Linked DNA regions of Homo sapiens: regions 2 and 3 are each linked to region 1. The links are chromatin loops, found by intact Hi-C in ENCODE. Cell type or tissue: heart right ventricle. All regions are shown on one strand.

Region 1 (8,000 bases):
GACCATATGTCAACATGTCAGATTATAGCAAAATGACGTGGGGGGAGCAATATGAAAGCAAGACTGAGAGTCCTGGAGATAAGGTGGCAAAGCTGCCTTTTTACAGGCGGTTCCCTTAGACCCCGCCCTTCCTGTCTTGTTCCTCCAGTTGTCAGATTTGCCTGTTAGGGCCCACACAAGGGAGCAGGTATGAGGACCGGACTGAGAGAGTTGGAGAAGCTGCCAGAGGCCCTTCTAGATCCAGAATTGAGGCTGCAGTTCCCGAGGTGGGGGCTGTCCCCCCACCCGCAAGGGAATGGTACTGATTCCAAAAACGCGTCAAGGACACCCTGGCTAGTAGAGGGATGTGCTTGAATCACCTGAGCGGCCTCTGTTCAGCCCAGATTGGAAGGCCCATGGGGGAGGACGAGGCCAGCCCACTCCAGCCCCATTCCCTTTTAACTCTGCTCCTTCCCCAGCCCCCAAGCTGGGTGAGGGGCCCTGAGCTATTCACCCTCCCAGATTCCACTCACTTTTCCTAAGTGTCCTCCCTGCAAAGTCTGCAGAGAGCAGCGCTCCCTCGCGTCGGCTCACCCAGCAGTGTCCTTTCTTTCAGCAAACCCCATGCGAATGAACCTGAGATGACTCATTTGCCTAAAAGCGTCTTCGAGGTGAGGGAAGGCAAAGCCCAAGGACCTCCCCGCTCAAGCACATGCTCTTTCCCCAACAGTAGAGGGATCCTGCGCTAGCGTCCGCCGCCCTCGAGGGCTCAGTCTCCCCAGCTGTACCAAGGGTGCCCGCACTGTCCTGCCTGCCTTCCTTGGGGGAAGGTTGCGAGGCCCGAAGAGATAGGGAAGCCAGGCGGCAGGTGGGGTCCAGACCACCCAGGGGGCGTCGGGGCGGAGCAGCGGGCCCAGTACATCCCTGAGTGGGCGGGGCTCGGCGGGGCTCTCCGCGGGGTCCTAGTGAGCGCCGCCCCGCCAGCAAACCTCGGGGGCCAGGACCGGCGCTCACTCGACCGCGCGGCTCACGGGTGCCCTGTGACCCCACAGCGGAGCTCGCGGCGGCTGCCACCCGGCCCCGCCGGCCATGAGGCGCGCGCCTTCCCTGGTCCTTTTCTTCCTGGTCGCCCTTTGCGGGCGCGGTGAGTTCTTTTCGGGGAAGGAGGGAGGGGCGCCTGGGTTGGGCTGAAAGGGGCTGGACTGGCCACAGGTGGGAGGGAAGGGAGGGTGCCCTGCGCCCGGGGGAGTGGCCCGAGATTGTCCCGGCCAGATGGGGGCGTGGGCAGGGCTGAGCCCACTCGCTGAGGCAGCGGGGGCGGGCCTGCGTGGGTGGGTCTGCCAGGTTTGGAGTGGGGGCCGCCTCTTCTCGGAGCCGCTGCCAGGGCCAGGGCCACCCTCCAGGGCGAGTGTCTGTGGGCTGGGCAGTGGGCTGGATGACACCGGCTTTGCAGGCACCGCGGGTCATCCCCAGCAGTCTGGGAGGCTGGGAGTATACCGACTCCCGCTCCCAACAGGGCCGAGGCTCCTTCCTTGCCTAAGAGGTGACTTTCTTGAAGCGTGGGTGCAGAGGAGCCGGCCACCTGGGCGGTGTAGGCGCTTGGGAGCGAATCTGCTGCTCAGCCTTAGAGAGAAGTCCCCTCCCACACAGCGGTGGTAGAGATGGGGACACTGGGCCGAGAAGGAAGGGGGCTTGCCCAAATCAGCAGCCCTGGAATGTTTTGTGCTTTGGGGGTGGATCTCCCAGCAAACACATTTTATGGCACCGCTGCCTCTGGTCACCCACCCGAGGTGTGCCGGGCCTGGACAGCCAGCTTGACTGAGGGCCAGGCTGGTGAAGTTGGGCCTGCCACTCAGGAAGGAGACCCAGCCCTTCTCCAGGTAGAATGCAAATGTGAGGACTGCCTTCTCAGGGCCTCAGTTTCCCCACCTGAATTCCAAGGGCCCTTCTAGCTCCTACAGTCACCCAGGCTTTTCCTCCAAGCCCCAGTCAGCCTAGAGGACCAGGGCTACCTCTTCCTTGGATAGAGACCCACCATAGGGGAGGCAGGAGGTAGGAGTCAGGGAATATATAAGGAGCTAATAATCTGAGAGGAAGCCATAGCTGGAATTCTAAACTGTGAGTGTGTGTCCAGTTTGGGAAAGCATATCCAATCTAAAAATTTACATTGAAAAAATGGAAAGATATACCCATCATTTTGGAATACAAACTACAGAAAGTAGTTTGTACTACTCCTATAAAGAGGTGGAGCTCTCATCAAAGATGGTGTCTGCAGGCAGTCTGTGTATCGTGGCTCTTCTACTAGCTGGGTGACCCTGTGCCATTTCTTTCACCATCCTGGACCTCAGGTTCCCCATCTGTTCTATGGAGAGAATGTGCCCTGCCTACATATTTGGAGACTTGGATGTGTGTGGGGGCCAGTGGCAGTGTTTCTTAGGTGTGGTCCTGGGGCAGCCTGTATCACCCTGTACAGATTTCTGGGTCCCACCCTAGGCTTACAGGATCAGAATCTCTGGGAATAAAGCCTAGGAATCCAGGTGATTAATACACATGATTGAAGAAGCACTAATAGTATGTAATAAGCTCTTTATAAAAGATAAATTCTCTACATAAAGAAAAATCATAGGCCAGGCGCGGTGGCTCACACTTGTAATCCCAGCACTTTGGGAGGCAGAGGCGGGCGGATCACGAGGTCAGGAGATCGAGACCATCCTGGCTGATGTGGTGAAACCCCGTCTCTACTAAAAATACAAAAAATTAACCGGGCGTGGTAGCAGGCGCCTGTAGTCCCAGCTACTCGGGAGGCTGAGGTAGGAGAATGGCATGAACCCGGGAGGTGGAGGTTGCAGCAGTGAGCTGAGATCATGCCACTGCACTCCAGCCTGGGCGACAGATCAAGACTCCGTCTCAGAAAAAAGAAAATCATAGCTGCCTTTTAATATAAATATCATGTTCCCTTCCTCAGTTAAGGACATACACCCCAGTTGAAAAATCACTCTGCCTTTCCAGATGCAGAATCTAATCTTTCCAATAAGATTCTGTTAACTGTTACTTTCTGTAGTTTGTATTCCAAAACAATAGGTATATCTTTCCATTTTTTCAATACAAATTTTTAGATTGGATATACCTTTCCAAACTGGACACACACTCACACAGTTTAGAATTCCAGCTATGGCTTCCTCTCAGATTATTAGCCCCTTTCTGGCAGGGAACAATTCTTCCCAAGAAGGCCTGGAAGACAAAACCCTGGGCAGAGGCTGGTGGGGCCCACTCCTCATCAGAATCATTGAATCATGACTGACCCCTAGTGGCGGCTTCTCTGTTTAACTGTCAGCCCATGGGCTGGGATGTGACCCCTGACCGTGCTGCAGAAGCTTCCACCCATCCTGGGCCACCCCTGCCACCTGGGGGTGAAAGGCCTGTTCCTTGTCCTTTGAGCCCAGCAGGCCTCACAGACATTCAGTAGATTGGAAAGTCTAAGCATGTGCTGGGCTGGGCTGGGCTCCGTCGCCCCTTTTTGGGGGGCAAGTGGGGTGCATTCCAGTCCCCAGTATCCCTGCTGTTTATTCCCACCCTTCAGTGCACCACCCCCCCGGCCCCCCGGCCATACACTCACAAGTACAAACACAGGCGCAGTCATGGGCACACACTGCCCGGGACAGCACCATTTCCAGGCTCTGTGGGGCAGTCTCCTTACAGGGAAGCTAATGAGGCACTGAAGAAGGCTCAGGGGTCAGGGAAGACCTCTGTCGGAAAGAGGCTCCTATACCTGGTTCCTCCTCTGACTTGCTGGGGGCACTTGAGAAAGTTTCTTCCCTCTTTGGTCTCAGTTTCCCCAGCTGAGAAATAGGGGGTTGGGCTAAATGGTCTAAAGTTCTGGGAACCTCTAACTCAAGCCCACAGCTGGTGGTCAAGATGGGGGAGTCCCTCCGGGTCAGCTGAATGCCTGAGAGGCAGGACAGGCCCAAAGGTGAGCCACCCGGGCACATCAGGTGGGCTCGGAGCTGGAGCATGAGCCCCACAGCCTGCAGAGCAGCCCTGCGCTTGGGAGCCCTGTCAGACCAGCCTAGTGGGACTTCAGAGATGTGGGATCCAGCCTCCCCTAGTATTGCAGGGCTGGGGGATGGGAGCTGCAGATTCTGACCCCAGAGCTGCCTCAGACATGCCAGATGGGCTTGGGCAAGACACACCCCTCTCTATGAAATAAGTCAGTCCAAACAAACATGCTAAAGAAGGGCTGTGGGAGGGACCCAGCTCTAGCCTGGGGCTACAGACTGGCTTCCAGGGTACTCAAGCAGCTGGCCTCTGGGAAAGGGGTCCTGGATATAAGAAGCAGGGCTCAGAATCTAGGCCAAGCATCCATAGGACCCCCCTCTGGAGAGCCCAGGGCAGCCTGGGGGAGGGGCAGCAGGCAGCAGGTGCACTAGGAGCATCTTTCACAAGGCACTAAATATTGCATCTGTTCCAGATAGGCAGCGAGTTGGAAAGTGGATGAAGTCGGCAGGGTGGCGGCTGCTCCCCACAACCAGGAGTCCAGCCCAGCACCCACCCCTAAGTCCACCTCAGGCCTGCCTAATTGGGTTGGTCTGTGCTCTGGGCCTTCTGGCCCTACCCACAGAGGAAGGGGTTTGGTGCAACTAGGTGAACTGGCCCTTGCAGGAAGATGTAATCGACTCCTGAGCCTGGCGAGCCAGGCAGCCCCTCACCAGCATGCCCGCCCCCACCTCTCCGGCCCCTCTTATTCCCTGATCCTCCCACCTGCTTCCCTGCCCCGGCACTGTTTCTTCTGCTCATTCTCATCTCTTTTCCTCCTCCCAGGCTTGCCTCCTCAGATGTCCTTGAGTCTCCTCTGAGTCTCCCTTTTTCCAAGCTGCCCCCTCTATGCTTTACACATTCTCCCTGAAGACACTAGAGTACACAAGCCCAAGTCCCTGAACCTCACCTTTACTCCCAGACAGGTGAGGGAGATGACATAAAGACCCAAATGCCACTTGGCAAGGGATCGGGGGTATGCAGAGGGGCAGATTTGAGGCTATGGAAGGTCAGGGGGGCTCCCTGCATGAGGCGGTATTTAGGCTGGGTCTTGAATATGGCTCTGAGCTAAGACCTCTCCTCGAAGCTCCAGATGAGGAGCCAGCTGCCAGCTGGACCCCTCCATTTGGTGTCTCAGAGGGACCTTACACTCTGTAGGTCTAAGTCTGAACCCGGAAAATCCCCTCCATCTCAGCTCTGTTTCTTCTTAGGGAAAGCACCACCTCGTACCCATTTCTGCACCCAAACTCACATGTGAGTAATGGGGCTGCTCCCCTGCACTGTAAGTGCTCTGGTGTCAGGAACCGTTTCTGGTTTTTGCTTGCTGTTACCCTCGAAATGTAGTAAAGTCCCTGGCACAAGATAGACCCTCAGATAATTCATAACTGGTGGGCTGGGGGCAATCTTGGCAGAAGAAAGAGTCTGTTCAAAGAAGTGAGACAAGCTGGGTGTGGTGGTGCACACCTGTAGTCCCAGCTACTAAGGAGGCTGAGGTGGGAGGATCCTTTGAATCCAGGAGGAATCACTTGAAACCAGCCTGGGCAACATAGCAAGACCCTGTCTCTAAAAAAAAAAAAAGGAAAAAACAGGAAGTGAGACAGTGAAGGTCACAGGGGGAAAGGCAAACAGTAGGCTATGGCCAGAAGAGAGAGTATCTGAGTATCTGGGGTAGAGGTAGAGAGGTGGGAGAAAATCAGATTGAGAAAGATAAGCCAGTGTCAGTGGGGAAAGGGCCTTGAACGCCAAGCCAAAACATTTGATTTTTAAGTCCACCTACAGCTCTGAGAGTTGTGGGTAGGGAAGGGCCCTAGACCAGTTTGCTGTAGAAAGACCACTCTGGCACTGTATGGTACATGGATAGCAGGGAGAGACTGCGGGTGGAGAGACCAGGAGGAGGGCAGGGGTGGGGAGGTGGGGACATGGCTGTAGCAGTAGAGATAAGGAGAACAGACTGAGGGACTTGGAAGGTAAAAGATAGGACTAGGACCGGGAATGGTGGCTCACACCTGTAATCCCAGCACTTTGAGTGGCCAATGTGGGTGGATCACCTGAGGCCAGGAGTTCAAGAACAGCCTGGCCAATATGGTGAAACCCTGTCTCTACTAAAATACAAAAATTAGCCGGGTGTGGTGGCGCAGGCCTGTAATCCCAGCTACTCTGGAGGCTGAGACAGGAGAATTGCTTGAACTCAGGTGGCAGAGGTTGCAGTGAGCCGAGATCACACCACCGCACTCCAGCCTGGGCAACAGAGTGAGACTCTGTCTCATACAAAAAAAGACAGGACTAAGTGGCCACTTGGATGAACCAAGGGAGAGGTCAAGAAGAGACACCCAGCTTTTGTACCAGATATGTAGAGTGGGATGCCATTCACTGCTAGAGGGAAGAGGAGGAGGAAGAAGTATGGCATGGGAGGAGACAGCTGAGCTCTGTGTTGAGTGTATTTAATTTGAAGTCCTCAAGGAGAGACAGGCCTGCCAGCACCTTCGCTGCTTCAGCCAGCCCTAAGGGCACCTGTGCTCCCTCTCAGCTCTCCCTGCTGCCACAGGCTGCAGTGGGGGTCAGGTGCACAAGGGCCCAGCAGGTCTGACTGTGTGTTTTCTCAGGGAACTGCCGCGTGGCCAATGCGGAGGAAAAGCTGATGGACGACCTTCTGAACAAAACCCGTTACAATAACCTGATCCGCCCAGCCACCAGCTCCTCACAGCTCATCTCCATCAAGCTGCAGCTCTCCCTGGCCCAGCTTATCAGCGTGGTAGGTGCAGAGGGCAGCTGTGGCTCAGGCTCAGGTGGAGAGGCCGCTCATGCCCAAGCCCCAGGCGATCATTGGTCAAAGGAATGAAACTACTATAGTTGACTTAGACTTACCAGTACGTGTCAGGGAGGCTGCAGAAGGGTCCATGAAGTTCATAGGTGTCCAATATTTAATGAAGTCATGATTTTGTTCTAACAAAGAAGAAATGAGGGTAGGAGCAGGATGACCATTGGGTAGGCAGCCAATGGGCCTGCTGTAGACTCTGCTCAGCTGGGTCTCCAGCATGACCATAAGCTTCTCCTCCTTGTCTTTACAGCCCCACCCTATTCTCTCCCCTAGACTGCTCAGATAACCTTACATGCTTCTTACTTGTTGGGAGAAGTAAAAACCAGACTGGGGGAACTGATAGGTACAGAGAGGCCCAGGTGTAGGGGCAGGACCAGAGGCAGTGCAGCACCTATTGAGCCAGGCTGGTGAGGGATGGACAGTGGGCGTGGCTGCTGCAGGCATGGAAAGGAGGAGTGGATGGCAGCATTCACAGGTACCATTGTCAGGTTGTCCATATGTGGATGTGGGGCAGAGGTGGGGGTGCTGAGGGAGGAGGTGCCTGGGAATTTCTCTTCTCTTTGCTGCCTCTGAGTTGGAGATGTCAGAGGGAACCATGGCCTATTGTAAACCTTCCCATGTCCCCATCCACAGGGTTAGAACTCCGTCCCTGGAAGAAGCTCTGGGGGAACATTCACAAGGGGAGAGTGCAGGGCGCTGTGTCCAGCCAGGGGAAAGAGACCACCAAGGGGGCTGACCCTCCTCTGGCCAGGTAGCTGCCTTCTGAAATGCCAGACTCTCTCTCTAGCACGGTTGGCCCACACACACCCAGCCTGTCAAACCTACAGCCCTCAGGAAGGCTTTGGCCAAATTAATGACTGGCTCCATCTCCTGGGAGGACGCACAGCCCCAGGATGGGGAGGGCTGGAGAGCTGTGTACTCTCTGCCCCTCTCCCTCCGTAGTCGGACCAGAAGGAAGGAGGGCTTTCAGCCAGGCTTGCTCAGGCTGGTGTCTGAGTGTTATTGTCCAGCCCAGGGCTTCTTGCTTAATGAGTTGAACCCAGCTGCTGCGGTGCAGCTGCTGCCCTAGTGAGGGTGAACGAGCAGGAGGCTCTGCCGCACTTCCAGACTCAGGCTACCTGGTCAGATCTGCTCTGCCGGCCCTATAGGGTGATAGCGGCTACCAGAAGGA
Region 2 (8,000 bases), 360 kb before region 1:
GAGCAGTAACTTTTCTGATATTTCATAACCCACCCACCACCACCCGCCCCCCGCCACCCCAAGGGAAGGGGCTGTGGGCACTGGAACATTGGCTGGGTAGATCCTGCTCTTCAACTCAACCAAGTCACTCTCCCAACTTCAGACAAGACTGCCTTGAGCCCACCCAGCACAGGTGGGCAGGGAGGCTCAGCATCTAGGGCTCATTCGTGGAAGATCCTGATTCAGAAGGTGCTTCCTGAACCCCAGCACAGGTGGGCAGGGAGGCTCAGCATCTAGGGCTCATTCATGGAAGATCCTGGTTCAGAAGGTGCTTCCTGAACTGAGTGCCAGGCTCTGCACAGACCCCTTTCATCATCTTGACAGCTTTGCAAAAAGGCTAGGTGTTTCAAATAAGGGGAAAGACTCCAAGAGGCGGTGACATTGCTCACCCGCAGTCCCAGACTCCTGATCCTGAAGGATCCTTGAGAAGCAGTCTTGGTCTCCGGTTTTCATAAAGCCCTTTCCCCTATACAAGGGGGCTGTGAGATACCCAATGGTGAGAGAGAGCTCCCAGGGGACCCACCTCCCAGGCAGCCCCTCCCCACACAGCTTTCTCCAATGTCCCTGCTCTCACATGCAAAGGGCCGCCTGCAGCCTGAACTCCCCACTATCCAGGCTTTCAAAAGGAACCCAATAGGTAACAGGGTCACCGAGCTTTAGAGAGAAACTGCCTGGACATACTGCAGCCCTGCCACAGCTGCTCAGACACACAGAAACAGAGCTCATGGAGAGCCAAATTTCAGAAATAAGCTTTGAGTCCTTAAAATAAATCATATGTGCCTCACAGCATTAAATACTGCTATTTTGTCTTCAGTAGTCTGGATTGCTTTCCAGAGACAAGATGAAACCAAAGGTTTCAAGAGTAGGTTTCTCCTATCATTACTACTAAAAATTATGATTATTATTATTATTACTAATAGCAATGATATTCCATGGCATTTATATAGCTTTTCACCTAACACAAAGTACTTTCATCTATGTTATTGCCTTTAATCTTTATATCCACCTTTTGAAGCTTTATCCCTATTATTCAAAGGAGACTACTGAAACCCAGAGGGGTTAAATGACTTACCCAAGGTCACACAGCTAGTAGGGGGTAGGGGAGAATTTCAACTCAGGTGGCTGGACTCCAAGAGCCATCCTCTCTCCATCCCACTGTGCCCACGAGCCCATCAGTATGAATTGTTATGGATGTCAGACATTGGACAGGTTATGTGTTAATCCCAAGTAGACTGAGAGGGTAAGAAAACTCATGATGCTGCCCTCAGGCAGGCCTGTGCCCTGCTGGACCTGAGAGGTGAAGGGGTTGAGAGCTGCAGAAAGATGGACGGGGTGACTGGAGACCTTTTTCAGAAGCAGGAGTGTGCTCCCCAACCTGGGACAGCCCTGAGGGTGTTGTGGTGTGACTCTCCCCAGAGCTTCTAACACAGAGAGAGACACACACACACACCAGCACCACCCGACATGCCCTGGTACCCTGAAGACACAGCCTGCTGGCTCTTAAGGCTGCTCTAGCCTCGGGACCCCTGGTTTTCTAACAGCCTGAGGAGTTGGGACTGGGGACAGCTGAGGGTTGGTTCCCTCCTCTCTGCAGAGTTCCCACTCTTTTCCTATAACAATGGAGTCGTCATGACCTCCTGTCGTGAACTGGACAATAACCGCAGTGCCTTGTCGGCCGCCTCTGCCTTTGCCATAGCAACCGCCGGGGCCAACGAGGGCACCCCAAACAAGGAGAAGTACCGGAGGATGTCCTTAGCCAGTGCAGGTATGTGGGGTGTTCTCCACTCACAGGGTCCTCCCCATGGTCAGCCCCAGTGGCAGGTGATAGCAGCCATGGTCCCGGGGACTTGCTCTGCTGTGGGTGTTTAAGGTGTGCTAAGGATGGCACAGGTGGGTCCTGTTAAAGCACCCACCCTCGGGGAGCTCCCTGCTTCAATTGACTACAGTCACTCACTGGACACGAAGCTTCCTGAATCATTATTTTGGCTTGGGCACCGCCTTCCACTTGTGGAGGTGCTGGGTCACAACCCCCACCTCTCTGCACTGGTTGGGGCTCTGCACACACCCAGGGCCTGAACCCCACACCTAGAGCCAGGGCCACTGCACATCTAGGGCACAGCGTGCCCTGCACCCTCCTCTTCCAGCTGCCAGCTGAATGCCATCCATCCTTCCCCCAAACTTCCATCCTGCAGGCCTTTGCTAGTGCTGACCCTCCTGCCTGGAGGCCCCTTCCTTCCCACCCATCGCCCTTTGCTACTTGGCCAGCTTCTACTCGACATAAAGCCCATTGCCCATGGGAACCTCTGTCCCGCCATGCTCCCACCTCCCACTTCTGCATCCTTGATCCTGCAGCAGAGACTGGAATAGGGGCCCCTTTGAGCTCTGTTCCCTGGGGAGGCCCTGCGTGGCTCTGTCTTGGGAGGCTGCCTGAACCTTCCAGCAGCTCTTGAAAGATGGAGAGGTCTGGAAGAGGCTGGGCATGCATGGACCGTGTTGACTGAGGAGCCATGACATCTGTGCTATTGGTCAGACACTAGTTGTTAAACATGTTGTTATCCCCCTGCCCATGACCCCCTCACTCACCCCAGCTCAGCCAGATCCGAGAGGCAAATCCAGACTAGTGTCAAGCTCTGTTTCTTGTCCTCACCTGTCCTCTCTCCCCTCTGCCACGCATGCTGCCAGGGTTTCCCCCAGACCAGAGGAATGGAGACAAGGAGTTTGTGATCCGCAGAGCAGCCACCAATCGTGTCTTGAACGTGCTCCGCCACTGGGTGTCCAAGCACTCTCAGGTGGGTGGGAGCCCTCCCTGGGCAGGCTGCTGGGGACCACCAGGCAATGGCCCCAGGAACCAGCTGCCTTCCAAAAGCAGCTGCGGGCAGAGTGAGCTGATGGCTGGCAGTGGGGCAGCAGAAGGGAGGGAGCTCAAATGTGCCACCCTGATGTTCCCGGAGGACTGCTCAGATTCCCTAGGAGGGAACAAAGGACATGGAAGGGACAATGGGTCTCTGTCTATCCACCCTGCCTGTAGCAGGGGTACAGGTAGGTTTGTGCCTCCCTGGCCCAGGGGTGCAGCCAGCTGAAAGATGGGCTTTGATCTGGTTCCAGTGCCTTTATCTAAGATTCTCTAGGCCTGGAGAGCCTCTCATGCCCTGCCAGGAAGCCAACAGAAAGGAAATGAGGCAGGTCAGCCTGCCCTGGGCAGAATAGAAACTGGAGCTCCTTCCTCTGGCCTGGGCCCAGACCACTGCAGAGCAGCTCAAAAACAGTAACCAGAGCCACCCATCACACCTTCCCGGCAGGACTTTGAGACCAACGATGAGCTCAAATGCAAGGTGATCGGCTTCCTGGAAGAAGTCATGCACGACCCGGAGCTCCTGACCCAGGAGCGGAAGGCTGCAGCCAACATCATCAGGTAAAGGCAGTACCTGGTTCCTGGCTCAGAACTGCCTGCTGGGACAGGAGCCCTGCCTTCTGCCTCCATGTGGGCTGGTCAGAGGCCCGGGAGGTGAAGAGCGCCCTTGTCAAGGACAGCCCCAAGTAGGAGTGCTGGGGTAGAGGTGAGCTCTTGGGGGCAGGCTCAGGGCTGGGTAGTCTATTTGTCCTTCTTTCCTCTCTCCCCACCCTGCGCCAGACCTTGATCTCTTCAAAGCAAGAACCCAGCACACTTCTCCATGTGTGTCCACAGCTGCTAACCCCTGTCTAGCCTGTGCCATCCAATATGGTAGGCACTAGCTACATAAGGCTATTTAAATCTTTTTTTTTTTTTTTTTTGAGGCGAAGTCTCGCTCTTGTCACCCAGGCTAGAATGCAGTGATGTGATCTTGGCTCACTGTAACCTCCACCTCCCAGGTTCAAGAGATTCTCCTGCCTCAGCCTCCCCAGTAGCTGGGATTATAGGCACCTGCCACCACGCCCAGCTAATTTTTTTTGTATTTTTAGTAGAGACGGGGTTTCACCATGTTGGCCAGGCTGGTCTCAGTCTCCTGACCTCAGGCGATCTGCCCACCTCGGCCTCCCAAAGTGCTGGGATTACAGGCATGAGCCACTATGCCCGGCCTTGGCTATTTAAATCTTAATGAAAATTAAATAAAATTTAAAGTTCAGTTCCTCAGTGACATGAGCCCAGCAGCCTCAGCTTCACCCCCGACATGTGGCTAGCAGTCCCTGCATTGGACAGTACAGGGTGTAGGATGCTGCCATCACTGCAGAGATCTATTAAACAGTGCTGGCGAGGCCTGATTTGTAGGTGCTTGAGTGTCTGTTGAATTGAATTCAGTTAAGTTGTTTATCCCCAAACCCATGCTTGTCCTCTCCTGGTGGAGGTCAGGGTCAGGCAGCCCGATGTCTGAGATGCTCAGCCAGTGACTCATGTGACCTGGGCAAGTCCCCGCTCTGAGCCTCATCCATAAAATGGGTGAACAATACCCGCTTCAAGGCTGGGATGAGATCACGGGTGTCACTTTTACAGGCTGTTCAGTGGGTGGCGGGCACCTACCGACTCAGCCTGTCTGCTCCCAGCCCAGCCCAGGTGTGAGGGCTTGGGCCCTGGCCTTTCCTCCTCACCTCTTGCCTGGCCCCAGCCTCCCCAGACTTTCCCCCAAGTCCTGCCTGTGACCAGAGTGCCCAGACATCCTCCCCAGCCAGGCCGTGGAGGCCCCATGCTGGGGCCCATTCTTCCCTCAGGCTCACAGTCCTAAAATCTCTTTCAGGCCTCCACATCTTCAGTACAGAGGCCAGAGTGTGTGCACACATGCCCACACACACACACACGCACACACACACACAGCCGCCACTCGTGGTCCTCCCAGGAGGCCTTAGGAGTGTGTGGAGCCCCCCACCGAGCATATTGATCAAAGCCACCCTCGGAGGGGAGCCTGTTCCCTGGGTGTGATGAAAGAGCAGGCTCTGGAGTTGGCAGCCCTGGTTTGGAGCGTGGGCCCACCATGCTCCAGCTGCGGGACCCCAGGTGAGGCAGTTCCCTGAGGGGCCGTTTCCTCAGCTGTAAGATATACACGACAATGCCTTCTGCCAGGCTGATCCAGAGAGCCACTCCCCGCAGCCCCGGCAGGCCTGCAGACCCCTGGCTGTCCCCACGCAGCCCAGGCCTGGCTCTCCAGTGTCCGCAGCCTCCGTTGGTACTCACCAGCTGTGGCTCTGAGCCCATCACTGTGAGCGTGCGGCACTTTGGCCTGACTTTGAGGCTCTACCCTCATTCCCCACCGTGTGTACCACTCTCCTCTGCTCTCCCAATTCCATCCTTGCAGTCCCTCCTCTGGGCCTGTGGCTGCCATGCTGCTGCCTCCCCACTCCCTGTGCTTCCTTCCTGTCATGCATCCTGTCATCCATGTGCTCGCAGGAGCGCCTGCTGAATGTCCAGTCCTGTGCTGGCACCAGAGCTATGGGGCTGAATCAGACACCGTCCCTCCCTCAAGGGCTCCCTGCCTGAGGTGGCAGAAAGGCCATTCCCACCCAGCCAGATGCAGGAAGCCCAGGGGCTGAGAGGGCCCCAGAAGGGGACCTCCCACAGCCAGGAGCGCCAGGACCATCAGGAAGAAGAGTGAAGGAGGAAGGGGAAAGGGTGCTCCTGGCAATGGGGATGACGAGGACAGAGGGGCGTAAGAGCAGAGGCCGTGTGGGGCTGTCCGAGCTGGGGAGGGGCTGCTGCAACGTGAAGTGGGGCTCACCGTGCCTTCTCGCTCCTGCCTAGGACTCTGACCCAGGAGGACCCAGGTGACAACCAGATCACGCTGGAGGAGATCACGCAGATGGTGAGCTGGGCCTGCCCTCTTGCTTTCCAAGGCTTTCCTCCCCATCCTCCTGCCCAGGACCCCTGACCCATCACAGGCATCACCCGTATTCATTTTCTGTGGCTGTTGTGAAAAAATACCACAAACTGGGCGGCTTAAAACAACAGGAATGGGCTGAGCGCAGTGGCTCATGCCTGTAATCCCAGCACTTTGGGAGGCCAAGGTGGGCAGATCACCTGAGGTCAGGAGGTGGAGACCAGCCTGGCCAACATGGTAAAACCCCATTTCTACTAAAAATACAAAAATTAGCTAGGCGTGGTGGCAGGTGCCTGTAACCCCAGCTTCTCAGGAGACTGAGGCGGGAGAATCACTTAAACCCAGGAGGCGGAGGTGGCAGTGAGCCAAGATCCTCCACTGCACGCTCCAGCCTAGGTAACAGAGCGAGACTCCATCTCAAAAAAAAAAAAAAAGAAAGAAAAAAGAAATGTATTCTCTCATAGTTCTGGAGTCTGAAATTAAGATGTGAGAGGGAGGCCAGGCGTGGTGGCTCACACCTGTAATCCTAGCACTTTGGGAGGCTGAGGTGGGCAGATCACTTAAGGTCAGGAGTTCAAGATCAGCCTGGGCAACATGGTGAAACCCTGTCTCTACCAAAAATACAAAAAATTACCCGGGCATGGTGGCGCATGCCTGTGATCCCAGCTACTTGGGAGGTTGAAGTGGGAGGACTGCTTGAGCATAGGAGGGAGAGGTTGCAGTGAACTGAGATCGAGCCATTGCCCTCCAGCCTGGGTGACAGAGTGAGACCCCCATCTCAAAAAAAAAAAAAAAAAAGGTGCTGGAAGGGTTGTGCTCCCTCCGAAGCCTCAAGGGGAGGCCCCAGTGGTGGTATAAGAGCTGGTGTTCACACCCAGGTCTGGCTGACTCCAGAGCGACAACTCTCCCTCATTCCGTCTACCACACTGCCTCATCCCCAGAAGTTGGAGTGCAGCTCACCACCTGCCCAGAAATGATGGGACCCCAGAGACAGAGCTGTGCTCACCATGAACAAATCCAAGCTCATAGTGGCATTCCAGACGGAATAAGGGAATGATGGTCTTGTGCACTTCCAGGGTCCAGCTACAGCCCACTTTTTTCCAAGTCAGTGATGTGCACCCCAGAATGCCATCACAAGCCACCCCAGAGCCCTTGGCCCCTGCATCACAGCGGCTGGGGATACTCAAGACAGGCTCACTCTGACCACACCTTCCCCACCAGAGGCAGAGATTGTGCCATGCTGGCTCAGCCCCTTGCTGGTTGAGTGACCTTCAGTCTGTTGGAAGTAGCCAGCGTGAGGACTTGGGACTCTGGGTTCTGGGCCCCTGCTGCCCCTGCCCCTCCCATGTTCCCCTCCTGGTTCCTGGAAGTGGTGAGGGCACCTATGAAGCTGTAAGCACTCTGCCCACACTCTGCCCCCAGAGCAGTGCTGCAGGGCTGGGCCCCCAGGAACCCACACGTGGTCCACAGGCAGGGAGGTTGACGGTCCCCAGACCCTACTTCCTCCAGACTGACCCTTTGGGGCCAGAATGCTGGGTAAACCCCAAGACGGAAGTACTCCTCTCGGCAGCTGAAAGGAAGCCGACTGCACTCTGCTCCTGTTTCCCAACAGGGGCTCACCTGGAATGTTTACCCCTCAACAGCATGAGGGCCCCTTGTTCCTTCGTGAACAGCCTGAGGTTCTTCCAGAACAAACAGCTGCTGAGCTGCCCTCTCTTGTCCCCAGAGCCTGTGTGGGGCAGATCCGGGTTGAGAGGGCCCCGCGGCCTCACTAGAGACAGTGAGGATTTTCAAAAGCCTATAAAAGGTGGAGGAAGTTGTCAGTTTTGATCTCTGCTTCCAGGGTCACCCTCTTTCCCAGGCCACCCCAGAAGTGAGCGGAAGGAGCCAACCACCCCACCTTGGCCAGAATGCCTCTTCTGGCCTCTGGTACCAGTGCAGGCCTCTGGGCCCCACAGCGCCTGGGCCTCTGGGCCATAAGCCACCCAGCCCCTTGAGCTCACCCTTGGCCCTGGCAGTTCAGCCCAACCCCAGGGCACCAGGCAGGACCCTCAGATGGGAAGGTGGCTGGGCTGCCCACCTGTATTTATTCACTCAGCTGCTTCAGAGGCTGAGGGTCCCCTCCCTGTGAGCACACAGGGGATCCCCTGCCTGGGTTCTCTCACTACAACCCGGCAT
Region 3 (8,000 bases), 550 kb before region 1:
ACAGAGTGAGACTCTGTCTCAAAAAAATGTAAAAATATAAAGAAAAGAATAAAAAGGATAGTATCTGTAAAGTGCCTGGAACAGAGTTAGTGTTCAACAACTGTCAGCAGTGTTGTTAGCTGAGGCTGGTCACTGGGTGACTGTAATATCAGTCAGGGTCTCAGTGATAACAGAAAATACACTCAAATTGGGATAATGTGAGGATGGATTGCTTTCTAAAGGGACTATTTACAAAGGTGTGCTTGAGATTTAAAGAATCTGAAGATAGTGCTATAACCCAGGGTAGCAATTGCAAAGCCATTACCACTCCTAAGCCTAAGGGCCGAGGGGAGGAAGCAGTTGTTAAAACCCAGAGGGAGAGAGAAGCATAGAAAGGAGGCCACCAAGGGAAACAGTGTCCTTTGGTTGAAGGACACAGGTGACCACCCTGGGAGGAAGTGAGCGGAGTAAACACCCCCACCCTCTCTCTGATTCCAGCTGGAGCACCCATTGGCCAAACCCAACAAGAAGCGCAAGAATGGGTGAGCCTGGCCATACAGGTCAGTTTCTGGGGCAGAAAGCGGGGTGGAAAAAGGTGACAGTGGGTCTGGAGGGACAGAAAGACACCTGGTACGAGCATGTTACATTTGTTGGGGACAAAGTTAAAATCCTGCCTGTCATTTCAATGAAGCGACTACAACAATATTCAGGATGGCAGATATTTAAGAGCAGCATCTAGAAACAATGATTAAAAGGGTTCAGTCGGCTACAAGTCCAATATTCAGCCATTCATTCATTTACTCAGCAAATGCAGGGAATGCACACTGTGTGTCCAGACCTGCACTAAGCATGACAATACAAAAATAAACAGAACAAGAATGTATCCTGAGCAGAGGACATACTGGCATACAGTCGGTGCTCAGTGAATATATGTGGAACATGTGAATGAATCAACTTCATCGTAATGGACTGTCTTCATAGTCCAATATGGACATAAGATGATTTGGTGGCAGCAGTGACTAGGGGAGGGGAGGCGGAGGGCAGGGACAGGTAGTATCAGACCCAGTCACAATGCTTGTTGAAGTGGTGGTAAGGGGATTGGGAGACTCTCTTCTAGACAGAAATGCGGGGCATGTCCAGGGCCCTGGCTCCCTCAGGTCCCATGTGCAAAAAGAAGCATGACATCCAAAAGCTCGATGGTTTCCCAAATGCCCAGGGAAGCCCCAAGTGCGAAGGCTGGCAGGGAGGTCAAGCCAGGTGAGTGGCGGCAGCCAGTCTCCCCTCAGCTGCCATGGCCGGTGGGCCCGGAGCACAGGGAGGGCAGGCACCAGGCTTGTGCAAACTCCAGCTCTCAGGCAGGTGTGATCCTGTTGTACCGTGTAGGGAGGGGTCCCTGAAAACTGTCAGTCTGAAGGCCCTGGAGGGGAGGTGTGGACTTCCGCATGGGTGATTCCCAAGCCCAGCAACAGAGCAGAGCAGGGTGTGGTCCAGGGAGTGTCAGGGTCAGATTCTGGGTCACCATCACCACCCCAGGAAAAGAGAAATCCAAATAGCAAAAATAAAGAAGAAATGGGCAATTTTAGCTGATGGGGGGCAAATGGAGGTTTCTTGGGGGAAGACAAAGAGGCTGTCTTCAGACCTCCAAACCGAGTCTGAAGGCCAGCTGGGGCAATCGCTGGGGCAATCGCTGGGGCAATCGCTAAATCTGCCTGCTTGGAAGCAGCATCAGCATCCGAGAGCTACCGTGCCTCCAGCCCAGGTCTGAGGTGTGAAGGCCTCCTGAAGCCCTGAGAGCCACTTTTGGGAAACCTCTCCAAATCCTGCACATGCTGCAAGACATGATTAAAACCCAGCCCAGCCATCTACAGGTTTTATGATTTGGGGCAAGTCAGTAAATGTCTCTGAGCCTCAAAGTCTGCAAATATCTAATGGGAGTAATCCAACTTCCCAGGGTTATTGTGAGGATCAGATGAACTCGTTATGGTAAAATACTTAGCACAGTACCTGGCACAGATTAGAGACCCAAGGGCTAATGCCTTTCTCCTCCTCCTTCACCTACTGCTTGATGCTTTGCAGAAAGCAGTGGTTCCGAAAGCAAATGGGGCTTTAAGAGTGAGGGTGGGACAACAAGACCATCTCTGTGGCCTAGAAGAGGCCGCATCATGGGGACTAGCGTCCTCCCAGTTCTGCCAGTTGTTCTTCCTGTCTTTGAAGTTCCCCAGGGACCACGGTGAGCCTATCCAGGCAAGAAAGCCCAGGCAGACTGGGCTCAGTGGCTCACACTTGTAATTCCAGTGTTTCGGAAGGCCAAGGCAGGGGGATCACTGAAGCCCAGGAGTTCGAGGCCAGCCTGGGCAACATAGGGAGACCGCTGTCTCTACAAAAAAAAAAAAATTAAAAAATTAGCTGGGCATGATGGTACACGCCTGTAGTCCCAGCTACTTGGGAGGCTGAAGTGGGAGGATCATTTGAGCCTGGGAGGTGGAGGCTGCAGTGAGCCATGGTCATGCCCCTATACTCCAGCCTAGGCGACAGAGCAAGGCCCTGTCGAAAGAAAGAAAGAAGAAAGAGAGAAACAGGTAGGGAGGGAAGGAGAGAAAGAAGGAGAGAAAGAGGGAGAGAGAGAAAGAAAGAGAGAGAGAAGGAGAGAGAGAGGAAGGAAGGAAGGAAGGAAGGAAGAAGGAAGGAAGGAAGGAAGGAAGGAAGCAAGCAAGCAAGCAAGCAAGCAAGCAAGCAAGCAAGCAAGGAAGGCCGGCCCAGACAGCGCCCTCAGCTGGTGGAGGTTTGCAGAGTTCCAGGGCTCAGCTACCAGCTTCTGGTCCCTACCTGACTCAGGGCTGCTGGGGACTGAGGAGCATCTCCTTGGCCGTCGAATGCATGTACCTGGAGAGCTTTTGCTTTTCATTTTCCTCCGGCCCTCTTAGCACGTCTCCACGCCACTGTCGAGCTGGATGCATCTGCCAAATGTAAATCCTCCGGGTTGTCTGAGTGAACAAGCATTCCAAAGGGGAAGCTCCTAGAATTCCTGGGCCCTGGTTGCCCTCAGAGCTCATCTAGACCAGAGAACGCTTTCAGAGGAACAGCCCTCTCTAAGAAGGCAATTAAAGCTCCACTCTTCCCCTCCAGAACTGCATAATTATACCTTGTACAAACACACACACACACAAAATTCTTAAAATTTCAAGTGTTTCACAGAATTCCCAGCCATGGATCCATAGATCTCAAGTTAAGAACCCTGGATTCACCTAACCCCCTCAGGTTGCAGATGTAGGAGCTGAGGCCCAGAGAGGGGAAAGGACTTGGATGGCCAAGATCACACAGGAGTTAGTGGCAGAGCCAGGGGAATATTTTCAAGCTGCCTCTGATACCTCTCTTGGGCTTCTTGATGCTCCTTTCAGTGTGAGAGCATGAGGAATAGGAGAAGGAGCCTGAAAGCCCTATAATCCTGACAGGCAGCACTCTGGCCGAAGGTGGGATCATTTGCGTAAAAGCTCACATTTGCCTAAACCTGGAGAAATAATAGCAGGGTTTCTCTCCAGCTGCCAGGGCCCTTTCTCACCACCAGGTGGCGCTTGCATCATGCATTAGACTGGAGTTACAGCCAGAAAGCACTTGAAAATAGGGGAGATCTCAGTTCGTCTCCTGATTACAGATGGGGAAACTGAGTCCAAGAGAAAGCAAAGGACTTCTTGAGTTATCCTGGACAATTATCTTCCTTGTCCATGATCCTGTTTCCCTTGTCCAACCACAAGTAAGGCATTTAGACTAGAATCAGTTTCCAACAATGGAACTTTGGGTGTAGCGGAAGTTGCTTGGGGAGGTTTCTTGGGGAAGACACAGAGGCTGTCTTCAGGCCTCCGAGTGAGCAGAGCCTCTGAGCCCCTCACTCTGTGCTGCCACGAGCCCAGCCCCATTTTACCTGTTTGACACACTAAGCTTCAATGTATAATTTCATTCAAACAAAGGGTTATGTGCCTAAAATACTTTGAAAATCCCTGATCAGGAATTCCACACAACTCTACTCTAGGTATCTTTGTGGCTTCAAACACTCAAGTGTTTCCAAACTGGCAAAGGCACATGGTGCTGATAAGAGGAGAGAGGCTGGAGAGACCCCCAGCCAGGAGGGCAGAGCTGGGATTCAAGCCCAGCTGGGATTCAAGCACATCTGACTTCAGATGCGGGCTCCTTCACAGCGTCAGCCATGCACAATAATGGAGCACCTACGTTGCACCAGGGATTAGCCCTGTGTATGTTCAGTGCAGTCACATCTGTTATTTAATCTGCCTCTCCCAACTTTGTCACTGTGTGTAAGGATTACCTCCCCATTTTACAGATGAGAAAACTGAGGCTCAAATGATCTGTTTAAGAGAGAAAAATGAACCAGATTTTCTCACAGATAAGATTATCTTGGTCTTCCAGTCTCTCCAGGGGAATCTAGAAATAAGCAGGAAAACTATGGGTACCCCCAGAGCACCCCTGACCCAGGCCTCTCCTTGTGGTCCACTCACTGCCTCTGTCTCTTGGGTACACATCTCCATCCCTTCATTCATACTCAGCTCCTCCCTCCCTCTTTCCCACTATAGACTCCCTGGACATCCCCAGCCTGATCTCCTTGACACCAGTCAACCTTCCACAGACCCCAGGAAGCCTGACACCTGGATTAGGCAGGAGGCTGCCTGGGACCCAAACCCCTCCCCAATTCACCATGTCTGCAAGCTCACCACTAAGAGTGTCAATATTTGGGGCTGAAGACTTTTCCCATGGTAAAACTAAAACCTCTGGGAAGCCACATATTTTAATCTAAAATTAGACATTTGAATCCCAGAGCGAGTGAGTATCTGATCTTTTCCAGAGAGCAAGGAGAGAAGAAAAAAATTACACAAAGTCTGGGAATTGCGGCTTACACCTTCAATCCCAGTACTTTGGGAGATGAGGTGGGAGGATTGCTTGAGCCCAGGAGCTTGAGACCAGCCTGGGCAACATAGTGAGACCCCATCTCTACAAAAAAATTTTTGAAGAATATCCTGGCATGGTGGCCTACACCTGTAGTCTCAGCCACTCGGGAAGCTGAAGTGGGTGGATCACCTGAGCCCAGGAATTTGAGGTAGCAGTGAGCTATAATCATGCTACTGCACTCCAGCCTGGACAACAGAGCAAGACCTTGTCTCTGAAAAAGAAGGAAGGAAAGAAAGAAAAGAAAGAAAGAGAGAGAGAGAAAGGAAGGAAGGAAGGAAAGAAAGGAAGAGGGAGGAAGGGAGGGAGGGAGAAAAAGAAAGAAAGAAAGAAAAGAAAGAGAGAAAGAAAGGGAAGAAAGAAAGAGAAAGGAAGGAAGGGGAGGGAGGGAGGAAAAGAAAGAAAGAAAGAAAGAAAGAAAGAAAGAAAGAAAGAGAAAGAAAGGAAGGAAGGAAGAAAGAAAGAAAGAAAGAGAAAGAAAGGAAGGAAGGAAGAAAGAAAGAAAGAAAGAGAAAGAAAGGAAGGAAGGAAGAAAAGACAGAAAGAGGAAGGGAGGGAGGGAAGGAGGGAGGGAGGAAGGGAGGAAGGAAGGAAGGAAGGAATGGAGGGAGCGAGGGAGGGAGGGAGGGAAAAAGAAAAGCAAAGAAAAATTACATGAAGATTCCCGGAAGTCAGAGGGGCGGAGGCTGAAGGGAGGCAGTGTGCACAGTGCGGATGCCATGGGCACCAAGGATTGTCATCATTTACCCATGGGGCTCTCTCCCCCAAGACTCCCACATTCTTAAATGTGTGTGTTCAAGGCCAGCCCCCAAGCTGGGTACAGCTAAAGAGATTCACCAGGTAAAGTTCTTGCCCTTGGGGAAGGCAGAAACGAATACACACAATACCACGTGAGCGAGCAATGAGAGAGTTGCCTCGTTGTCGTGTGGGAGCCCAGAGCTGAGGACACTATCCTCTACCAGGGAGTCAGGGAAGACCCAAGGAAGTGACAGTGGCCTAGAATCAGAAAGGGTGAGCTTGGGCAGTTCCAGTTTCTTTGGAAACTGAAGCTTACTCAGTGGTGTGCACGTGTGCGTGTGTGCACGTGCGCTGGCAAGAGGAAGTAGAAGCCTCTCTAAACAAAAGGATACAAAACCAAAATCGAGTACAAAATCTAATATTAATTTAGAATGAGAAAAGAAATCAGAACAAATTACTTTTTTTTTTTTTTTGAGACAGAGTCTCACTCTGTCGCCCAGGCTGGAATGCAATGGTGTGATCTTGGCTCACTGCAGCCTCCGCCTCTCGGGTTCAAGCAATTCTCCTGCCCCAGCCTCTGAGGAGCTGGGATTACAGGTGCTGACCACCATGCCCAGGTAATTTTTCTGTATTTTTAGTAGACACATGGTTTCACCATGTTGGCCAAGCTGGCTTCGAACTCCTGACTTCAAGTGATCCGCCTGCCTCGGCCTCCCAAAGTGCTGGGATTACAGGCGTAAGCCACTGTGCCCGGCCCAAATTACAATTTTTAAAACTGAAAATATTACCAAGCTCAAGAAAGTCAGAAAAATAACGTTTTTATTAATATTCCTGAATTGCCTCTAAAATGCTTTTCTACAATATGTATTTTTGTTTGTTTAATCTTTGATAGCCTCTGATATGATAATAATTTGTAATGCCACCTTTTCTTGTAAATACAACATTAAAATAAGTCTTTCATTTCACAGGTAGATCAGTAAAAAATATTTATTGATAATTTCACAATTTATTATTTGTAGAAACAATTTTTAGGATTGTTATCAATTTGGGAAAACCTCAAATCAAGGATCAAGGATCTTTTATATAAAAACTGCAAGATTTCAAGGCATTTCAGGTTTCTTTTGCAATAATTTCTCTTTAAATTGATGGCACTCACTAAACACCTGGTCACCAATGTACTTGTGGTAGCAGCATATTGTAGGTTTCATGTTATCTTTGTCAATGTTGATTCATTCCAAATCAGCAAGAAATATAAATCTTTTATAAATATATTCATATGATTTTCTCCTCTTCATTAATTGGATAAGCAAACCATCCAAGAACCAACCCATTACTTATATTTAAAGTTCATCTCCTCTTAATAAATTATATACAATATGTGTGTAATTCACTCCTTGATGACAGAATAATTTTGTTGCTTATCTTTATAGCTTTTGTTTCAAATTTCATTAATTTGTATTTGAATATTCTCTCAGTTCTTTAATAAACTAAAGATATCCAAAAAAAGGTTTCCATCAAGTATGTCCTAACCAGGAGTCTGTGATTTCTCTCTTGTTTTACAGAAACATTCCAACATGTCTTCCCAAACTGTAGTTATAATGACATGTTTGAGCTTATTCACCTTTTTTAAATGAAGTTTTTGTATCTTGTACTTGAATTTCTCTTCTATCTTTAAAAAAAGAAAATGTGTTTAGGCTCCTTAAAATACCATGAGCCCACGTGGCAAGGCTTGACCTGTGCATTTTGGGTTCTAGCCAAGGAGAACTTGAGTTGGGGGAACATTTAGCTTGTGTTAGTGAGGTTCACCATCAATTCGATTTAGAGTTAAGTTATTGTGAGCCTTTTCGAGTGTAGGAGGGGCTTCCAGGAATACTCTCTCCACACCCTGCTCCTTGCCAGACCGCTGGTGCCAGGGCCCTGAAGGGCTAGGCCAGCCATTGTACCACAGTATGAATGTTACTGACTCCTCCAGTGCCACAGACATGACAGCAGGTGTGACGAAGGGGACGATGGAGTAGAAAGAGCCAGTGGGCATAGCCAACTGTAGTCAAAATACAGTATCTTACTTTAGCACTTTTTTTTAAATTTTAAAAATTAATGTCTTTGGGAGGCTGAGGTGGAAGGATCACCTGAGGTCAGGAGTTCAACACCAGCCTGACCAAGATGGCGCAACCTTGTCTCTATTAAAAATACAAAATTAGCTGGGCATGGTGGCACATGCCTATAATCCCAGCTACTTGGGAGGCTGAGGCAGGAGAATTGCTTGACCCAGAAGTGTGTGAGGTTGCAGTGAACCGAGATCAGGCCATTGCAGTCCAGCCTGGGTGACG

Evidence for each region. Hi-C counts contacts between places; a loop is a spot of excess contacts. Peaks named below come from ENCODE experiments on the same cell type or tissue, not always from the same donor. Only the 100,000 strongest peaks of a DNase experiment are listed, where the experiment ranks them.
Region 2: a loop joins it to region 1, with 6 times the contacts of the local background. A loop is called at or near these places in 3 of 110 quality-filtered maps.
Region 3: a loop joins it to region 1, with 4 times the contacts of the local background. A loop is called at or near these places in 11 of 110 quality-filtered maps.

Annotation. Positions count from the first base shown.
Region 1 is chr15:78,634,202-78,642,201 of GRCh38, reverse strand. CHRNB4 (cholinergic receptor nicotinic beta 4 subunit) reads left to right here and starts at 992. Exons shown (of 6, transcript NM_000750.5): 1 at 992-1,123; 2 at 6,615-6,763. The coding sequence starts at 1,069. RefSeq lists a silencer at 1,014-1,073 and an enhancer at 4,012-4,513. In heart right ventricle, a CTCF peak has its summit at 3,283 (motif pointing left); a DNase peak (open chromatin) is centred at 3,293; H3K4me3 peaks cover 840 bases; H3K27me3 peaks cover 2,825 bases.
Region 2 is chr15:78,993,547-79,001,546 of GRCh38, reverse strand. RASGRF1 (Ras protein specific guanine nucleotide releasing factor 1) reads left to right here. Exons shown (of 27, transcript NM_001145648.3): 17 at 1,634-1,804; 18 at 2,722-2,828; 19 at 3,339-3,451; 20 at 5,747-5,807. LOC105370917 (a long non-coding RNA gene) reads right to left here and starts at 2,969. Exons shown (of 3, transcript XR_932519.4): 1 at 2,687-2,969. RefSeq lists an enhancer at 4,325-5,098. In heart right ventricle, no CTCF peak of the experiment used is centred here; no DNase peak of the experiment used is centred here.
Region 3 is chr15:79,180,111-79,188,110 of GRCh38, reverse strand. No RefSeq gene overlaps it. Among named protein-coding and RNA genes, the nearest start is that of MIR184, 26 kb to the left of the region's middle. In heart right ventricle, CTCF peaks have their summits at 3,336 and 3,536 (motif pointing right); a DNase peak (open chromatin) is centred at 3,520; H3K27me3 peaks cover 920 bases.